Regions from separate parts of the Homo sapiens genome. Here region 1 is linked to region 2. Evidence: read pairs that join two places in POLR2A ChIA-PET (ENCODE). Cell type or tissue: GM12878. All regions are shown on one strand. Links, peaks and the distances in the headings refer to the core of each region. The heading gives the core; the rest is flanking DNA.

Region 1 (4,399 bases), core at 226-4,225, 51 kb before region 2:
ACAGCAAGCAAACACACATTAACTTAGACTGCATTTAAGAAGGCCAGTGGGTAGCTGATAGAGACTATGGAGAGTGGGGATCAGACCTCATTCCTAAGCCATTCCTTGGTGTAGTGCTGATCACCTCATAATATTTGCGCTGTTTTGGGCTGCCTGACCTATTAGCAAGACTATCAACAACACTTTGAAAGTTCCCCTTGATCTAGTGTCTGAGCACCTAATTGCTGTGGAAGTCTCAGAAATTCCACCCTAACTCTTCCCAGGAGGGCTAATGGGATGGGGTAGAAAGAGATCCTGGTTCAGATGCCCACTAGCTGTAGGATCTCGGACAAGTAGCCTCTTTCCTGGGCCCCCATCTACAAAATGGAGAGGCGATTTCCTTCCAGGATAAACATATGATTCAAAGTGGTGTTTATCTGATGTGTGAGAAGCCTGAGATGGAATGTTTACTTCCTTTAGAAAATTGGAATTTAACAGCCAAAAGAGTCCTTTTTCCTCTGAAGGAATAAAAAAGAAATCCATTTACTCAATCTGCTAACCCCAAAACCAAAACAAAGAGTCTGTGGTATAAATGAGTTGGCCAAGATGCCTGCACGTGCTGGCTCACAAGTCAGCCCTCTTCCCTGAGTCATTCTGCAAAATGGCACAGCAGATTCCTCTGGGTCCGTCAGAAAAGAAAATCTTTTACACTTTTGTATAACTCTATGCATTAAACCATAAATTATTATTCCCCTCTCTTCTACTTTCAGAATCTATACAAAAGTGATTACCTCAGTCATTTTTCAACATTACTTTCATACTTGGAAAATGCATTTTCTAAAAGTTATTTATTTTTCACAGCATGTCAGGTTGTTATATTGTACTAGTTAAAATAAAACTACTATATAAACTACTGTCTACTTTTGCATGCATTACATTTCCCTACAAATGCTGTGAAGCAGGATTTTCACAGGGCCTAAATATATTTATCTGAAATATTACATTATACTTTATTTTAGCACCATTCCAGATTTTAAGAAAGAAAGAAACAGGAAAGCCAGTTGTTAAAGTAACTTCGCTATTAAATAACTTTTTTATTTGGAGTTCCCCATTTCAGAAGAAAAATTATTTAAATATTAAAAGCGGTTTTGTCATGAAACTTAAAACCAACACATACTATTATTCCTTCTCAAGGGCCCTGGGAAGAGCTAAAAATGTCCCATTGGATTTGATTCATGCTCACCTAAAAGCAAGACTTGGGCAGGGAGTAAAACAAGTAAGGAATAAAATATCGAATGAGTACAGACCACCATTTCTAATAATGAGGTCCCCAGACCCTTGATATACACAGCTAGGTTTAAAATATTTTCTGGAGTACCTCTAAAAGGTGACAAAACTAAACAAAAGCTTTGCTTGAGGTAATCCTAAATTTTATGCGTAAAATTGTTTTTTGCTCAAATGTAATATTAACCATTCTCTAAAGCACTGTGAATTTCTTTAAAATGCCACCTCACTTAAAGACTCCACAAACACAAAAGGACGTAGATCCATTTGTAACTGTAGTGGTGAGGGTCCTGCAGCTGTGAGTGAGGGGTGCTTGCTTGAGCATCAGCCAAAACAAAGCTGACCCTGGCCAGTAAACCTAAGGAAAGTGCCGCACACCAGCACCACACTGGGCTTAGAAAATGCTGCTCTCAGGCTCTCTCTGTCGCTGAGTGAGAGGCAGAAAGAGGAAGCGCTTAAATATTTAATAAATGATTCTGCAAAGGCTTTTGAGCCTTGGCATGAAGGGTTTGAAAGCACTATCTACTTTACATCCATTGAGGCCACCACCAAAATGGCTATGATCCAGATTACAAGCGACTCAAGAAACTAGTTTTCCTTCCCTTTTTCTTCTTCTGAAGCTGAGTTGGCAGTGGCCTATCTTGAAATCTTTCAGAATTGCTTTAATCTTTCATTTTAGTTTCGTCTGAAGCCACACTCATGTCCACCCTCAGTGCCCTTGGTGTTGCCAGGCCTTGAGTCCTGGAAACAGGGAAAGCATCCTTGGAGAAATACAGAGAACAAGAATGGAGAAAAGAAAACAAAGATTTTTTTACATATGTTTTTAACACAGCCAAATTTAACCAAAGTGTGCTCCCTGGTAGTGCTTTTAACTAACAAGCAGGCAATATATTGCACTGTAAAATGTTTTATTTTAACACCTTACAGGTTTAGCTCTGTGGCTGTTGCAGGTATATCCATTAAAAGCAACACAGACTATAAATCAGAATTCCATACCTTTTCACAGCATATGAATCTATTCTCCTGCTGGTAAGCACATAGCTTTCACTGATGCCGATGGGGGTGACATATACTCATGTAGGGAGAATAGACCACTCTCTACATGTGAATTTATGCTTTTAGACAGGTGGCTGTATGTAGACAAGAGACACCAATAAACAGATTTTATAGTAGCTGTTTAGAAACGGATTCTGTGCTACATATCTACAGAGGAACAGTCATCTTTTCCAAAGAGAAATACAGAGGCAAACCCTTGGCAGACTTACAATCCACAGTTCAGTACACCACAATTTGGTACCCATCGTCACACACATCAATGGTCATTTGAACTGAGCTTGACCAATCCCCAATGCCTTAATAAACTAACAGTATTTCTGAAATTCCAATTATGCTGAATCTAACTCATCCCTGCTATGAAAACATAGCAAACACTGCATGGAAAAGGCAAACGTTAACTTTTTAATGTTCTGTGTCATATACATACCTACCTGAACACAGGGTGCAGATTCTCAGAGGAATAGGTTTTTCATGAAGTAGAAATCTTTTAGATCACTGCTAAAGGGACTCATACATTGGCTTTAAGGGAATATATATACTTCTTACGTTTAAAAAAATAAATACTAAAACAGCCTGTCGCGTATGGATTCTGTGTGGTTATTTTATGTATTTCATTTCTTTGAATGACATTTACTTTGATTTTCTTTCTGCATTTTAGTCACTTCTAGAAAGGGATCCCAGGAATAATGCAAATTACAAAAGCAGATGTAGAAAATATTTTTTAAAAGCAGCCTAAATTTCCATAATTTACATTAGATATTCACACCTGCACAGAGGTTGACATTCAGCACATGCATCTAGCTGTGTGTGATGAACACAGAGCTTTTACCAGAATAAAATGTCTATTTCTAGAGAAATCCATAAACTAGAAACAGACCAGCTCCTATATTTAGTTCCTTCCTGTACTTCATTTTAAAGACGCCTCCTAGAAGATATTGGAAGGGTCAGCTCACTGTTATTTACTGCACCAAATATTGCTTATGATTGACACTGTCATGTCCGTGTGTTGCAGAGACTTAAAGGCCATGACGAGATTTAACTACTCACTTTTGCTTGCATGGCTGTGGTGGAGGAAACCACAGAATACTGATCTATCCAAAAGAGAAAAAAATTAGAGAGAGTGTCACAGTGGAATTTATGAATGAGAGTGCTTTGGCTGCAAAGCATTCCCATTATAGCCCCTCAGCCACCACAAAACTGCTGTGTAATTGGAAGGGAACTTTTTCCCATGCAAAAAAGCTTGCTGTCGGCGCCAACCCATCAAAGCCATGGCATGGAGGGATGCACACCTGCAGGTAGCCTACCTCATTCATGGGGATCCTGGTCCCTGCCTGCATCTTCTGCTCACAAAGGGATCTGGATCTGAGAAGATCAGATCACAGAAGCAGGGAATGAGGACGTGGCAAACCTTGACGGTCCTTTCATCCACTCAATTCAGAGGTGAGGAAACTGAAGCTCCAAAAAAAGCAAAATAAACAAGTCCCAGGTACATAGCCCATCAAAGGCAAAGCCTGGACCCGAAGCCAGCCTTTCTCTTGCATCCCAGCCCATCCATATATCTAAAAGCTGACCCTATTTCAGTGTTTATTTACCTAAAACTATGATCAATGAATTCAAATATCCTAAATGTCATTCTGGCTGGGAAACAATAAACTTCCTCCAAACCAGTTTACACATATTACTGTTTTCCCAAAGGAAAAAAAAAATTCTTTGCCTGTGTGTGTGTGTGTGTGTGTGTGCATGTGTGTGTGTATGTTTTGGCTCCCCAGCAACAAAAACTATATTAAAGCTTAAAATAATTACCTCCTTTTTCAGTTACTTAAAAAAAATCCGTCTTCTAAAGACAAGTGTACCATAGCCCTCCTACTTATTAATATCTTAAATTTTAAAAAGTCTAAGTTGTTAAGTTCTGTAGAGTGTTCACAAGTTTGGATGACTTTATAGCATGTGTTACATATATTTTATTTTTATTTACCAAACATTCACAGTAAAAAAAAAAAAATAAAAAAGTTAAATAGGATGTCATGACAGGGAGCTACTAGGTAGCTGCTTAAGGTTAGGCTTCAGGAAAGCCCTCTTA
Region 2 (4,399 bases), core at 303-4,302:
TATTATTTTTTGATACTCTCTTCACTTCAGATTAAGGGGCTTTTAAAGGATATTTAAAATAATTAACTAAAAGAAGAAGAAAACATCGAAATTGTTAAACTTGCATATTCTTATGCAAAAACATCTCTGGAAATTTCACTGTTATGAATAAAATATCATCAATTCTAAACGCTCAATTATAAAGTAACCTGTAATATCTTTGAAAATCAACCAATCAATCAATATACAAAAACCTGCCTGAGTTGCCACTGTTTTGAAAGACATACTGTGAAGCGTAGTTCATTCTAGCTTTTCTTAAATACTGCTAGGTCTTAAAAGTTAATTGAAACTTACTATGGGTAAAGACCACACAGTAAAATGAAAAAATACACAGTGAATGTACACCGGGATCACACTTCAATAGGATGCCAAAGGAAATACAGAGAATTGAACATGGTTTTTCTGTGTTTACTTTTCTAATAGTTTTAACTCTTTGTGTTCCACGACAAAATAAAGGCGGTGAAGAGAATACTTTTGACTTTGGTTCAGCAAAATCCAAAGGATTTTTAGAAACAAAATATTTTCATTAGGAACCTTTCTTGATTTATAAGCAAACAAAAGGAAACTTATCATCATTAGTTGAAGAAGAGGAAGAGGAAAAAGAAAAAAGAAAAGAAGAAAGAAAGAAAGAAGGAAAGAAAGAAAGAAGAAAAGAAAAGAAAAAGGAAGAAAGGAAAGGAAGGAAAAGAAATTAAGAAAAAGAGAGGAAGGTAGGAAGAAAGGATTGGAGGGAGGGAAAAGAAAGGTTATCAGTAACTAACAAAGACTTCTAATTTTCTATTTAAATCAAAACTGTACCTTGAAAATATGTTACTCCTTTTTCCCCTTACAAAATAAAAAGCCAAACCTACTTTGTCACCTAAGAGAATAAGTTCATGAATGCACAAAGTACCTGCTGTAACCAAAAGTGAAATGTCTTCTGAATGCAAACTGTCAACAAGCCTTTGGCAGCAAATTACCAAGAATTGAGCTAATCAAAAAATGATATGCACACCTACAATATCAACACACTATAATAATAATCATTACATTCAACCACCAATTTCTACTGTTTGTCATTAAAAAAAAAAGAAAGAAAAAAAAAAAGGTGCTAGCTAATCTGGTCTTAGAAATTTCCAGTAGGTGAAGGCACACTAGTTAAAAATTAAACCATGCCAAAGGAAACACTACAAATCTGACATTTCATAAACAACGTGTCAAACAGCAATCCAACATTAGTAGTGGAATAAAATAAAAAAATAATTTTGCTTCAATTAGCAGCTTGGCTACTGGTGAACAAATTACAAAGATGTAATTTCAGCTCAGCAGCTAAGCAGGCCCGTTTTCAGAAGTGAATTAGGAAAGTTGCGAAGGAATGATATCAGATTCAGTGTGCTGTTCAGTTACATCACAGCCCTGAATAAAAAGAGAATGTGTACCAAAAGCAGTTAGCTTTAGAATGCATCTTTTATGTCTCAAAGAGCTAAAACCCCTTATATTATTCAAACACCATAAAAAACTAAATCACTCTAACAATCCCATATTGTATTTCTTTTTCTAGCACAAATAAAAGATATTTCACTCCTATGGTAACTACATTTACACCTACATTAGTAAATACAATTGGCTTTGTCAACCCAATGGGGTAATAATAATAATAATAATAATAATAAAAGCATCTAATTTATTAAGCACTTAATTTGTACCAGTCGCTGTTCTAAGTTCTTAACATGTATGAAGTTATTTAATTCTCACAACGGAGCTTCAAGGTAGGTGCTAACATTATTTCCATTAGTCTGATTCCAAACATTGATGTATTTTAATTGCTCACTAAAACCAGATCATTCTTGCTCAACAACTATGTAGACAATTCACCAATGTCCAAACACTCCTTCATCGCTCTCAGCAATATAAGACAGAGAGAACAGACTATCTGTACAGTCATATGAGTTCAATAAATGCATCTCTACTAATATGTTCGTTTTTAATGCTGTTCAAACATTCACATGGAAACAGCTCTAGCGTAAATATCCCCGAACAAATGGCTGTATATTATCCAGGAGGGAGCAGTTGGCCCGCCAGACTGGGGAAGTACTAGGCCATCTGGCTCCGGCAATCTCTCCAAAACCATCAGCTTTGTTTTCACCCCCAGACTCCAAACAACACATTTTCCACTGTGATGAGTTTACATTTTCCCAAACACAGGTCCTGATCATGCATAAAAATTCCAAACTTCTTCATTCCTCTATGTGCAAGGAAATTTAAATCACCTGCATTTTTGACATGTTACCAAAGGAGAGAGAAAGCTGCTGAAATATGGCCTCTGACTATAAACTTGCTGTGTCCTTTTTTGTTTGTTTATTTCCCCAAATATATGAAAGAAACTCTCTGCTGGCCTAGTGAATTCCTTGGGAACTTATTGATATACTGAAAATGTGTTTATCTACCAATGAAGAACCATGAACTGAAAGGGTTGTTAATCAAATCTATGTAGCCATGGCAGGATATAATGAAACAATCAATAGGAAAAAAATACACTTGCATCAATACCTTAAAGTACGGGGAAGATCAAAACAAATATATCAAGAAGTCTAGCTGGGAAGAGAAACCTGATAGCATTTCTGATGATTGTACCTTGGACCCCCCACTGTCCTGGGAACCTTTTCACGGTCTCCTCACTACATCATCTACTTTCAAATCCATACATACAAGGATTATGTGACTACGATTTCCTGCTTCTCAAGCAGGCTTTTGTTTAGGGGAAGAGTGTTTTGTTTTGATAACTTAATACAATTTGGTATCTTTTCTTTGAATTATAAAATATCACTCTTTTAAAGCAAGATGGTAAGAGGGGAGATAAGCTAAACTTAAAAAAAACTATTTAAAGATATATAACTCACTATAGCAATCACAGAATGTAATCATATTTCAAATACTACATGAAAATCTGAAAGGATGCCCACTAAACCTCAGACCTCCCCCACTGGATTCATTTGAGCTTCTGCAGTAGATATTGTTTCTGGATGCAGCAGCCATAAACTTCTGGGTCCTACAGGGCATTCTGCATGCTCACTAATGGAATACCAAAAACAGTAATGACACGAAAACAAACTATTTTTAGTCCAGCTAAACTTGGTTTTGAACAACCCTTCCCAAAAGCAAGCCTCTTATTTTCTAGTTGGTGGGTGAATTTTTAAAATATTATATCCTGTGTGCTTTACAATGAAGGCATAGGGATAAGGGATCTCAGATTCTTATATATTCATTTCTAATGAAGCTTCATCTTTCCTGGTAGAGTCCAAAAATTAAGAGTCATTACCCAAAATAGTCTAATGAGACACTTTGAAAAGGTGTGAAATACTGTGTCATACCAACACATCTTGGTTGATTGAGTACATTTCTTTTCTATCTCAATGCTGCTAATCCCACCCAAGATCAAGAACAGTTTATGGAAATGTAGAATGCAAAAATAGTTTTAAATTTTGCTTGTCCAAAATTCCTTTTGAGTTTTAACCCCACTTTCTAGTCAAGAATATGACATCACTCACATAAAGCTGCATCTCTGATAGGAAAAATGTTATAATAAACAGGCAGCTAAGAAAAGACACTTGAACAGTGGCTAGGTATTCCTTCCACAATTGATGATGTTATCAGAACTTATCAGACCAGAAGTGTTTCATTCTGTACTCTAAATAATTATCAAAATCCATAATGTATGAGGAAGAATTTCACAGGAAAAAAAAATGTAATCATTTAATCCATCAGTTTATATCAAGACTTACATCTGATTTAAGGAGCCACTGTATATTAAACTAAAATCAAAGATTCAAGAAATTTTAAATCAGACTTGGTATTTAATTATGATAGAATAATTTCAAGCTAGAGGAAAATTAACTGTTTTACTCATTAAGGCTAAATATCAATTATTTTTATGTCACACCTAGGGAAAGTTAAGCTTCTTCACGCTCATCTATCTGCTTTTTGGAGGCCATTGTATTAACCCTGTAGACAAGAAGCTAACCTACTTCCAAAACTCTTGCAGCACATAATCAAAGAACAAGCAATTGGATAATGAGTAGGAACTGCCTTTCAAAGTGAAAGCTACAGAGAGGTGGTTAAACAATTATTATGAAAGCACACAGGTAAGCTTTGAAATATTCCTTTTCCTGATATTTTTTAGACTTAGATAATTATTCAACCTTTTCTCAGGCCACTCCCCACCAAAATATATCATTGCATGCATTTATAATTTTGACTTTTACTGAGATGTCATATTATGGCAAATGACTTTCTCATAAGTGCTATTATCGAAAATAAAACTAATCTTGTTCTTATTCCTCTCTCTCTCTTTCTCTCTCTCTTCCTCCCTCTTTCCTGATAG

What was found. ChIA-PET counts read pairs that join two places held together with the same protein. Peaks named below come from ENCODE experiments on the same cell type or tissue, not always from the same donor. Only the 100,000 strongest peaks of a DNase experiment are listed, where the experiment ranks them.
Region 1: POLR2A ChIA-PET joins it to region 2 with 6 read pairs; 4 of 35 experiments call an interaction of 5 or more read pairs at or near these places.

What each region holds. Positions count from the first base shown.
Region 1 is chr5:159,038,553-159,042,951 of GRCh38, forward strand. All of the region lies in intron 6 of EBF1 (EBF transcription factor 1), which reads right to left. Among named protein-coding and RNA genes, the nearest start is that of EBF1, 59 kb to the right of the region's middle. RefSeq lists a silencer at 1,595-1,674. In GM12878, for the core only: no CTCF peak of the experiment used is centred there; a DNase peak (open chromatin) is centred at 1,809; H3K27ac peaks cover 431 bases.
Region 2 is chr5:159,089,144-159,093,542 of GRCh38, forward strand. The region is part of intron 4 of EBF1 (EBF transcription factor 1); the gene reads right to left. Among named protein-coding and RNA genes, the nearest start is that of EBF1, 8.6 kb to the right of the region's middle. RefSeq lists an enhancer at 1,634-2,763. In GM12878, for the core only: no CTCF peak of the experiment used is centred there; no DNase peak of the experiment used is centred there; H3K4me3 peaks cover 704 bases.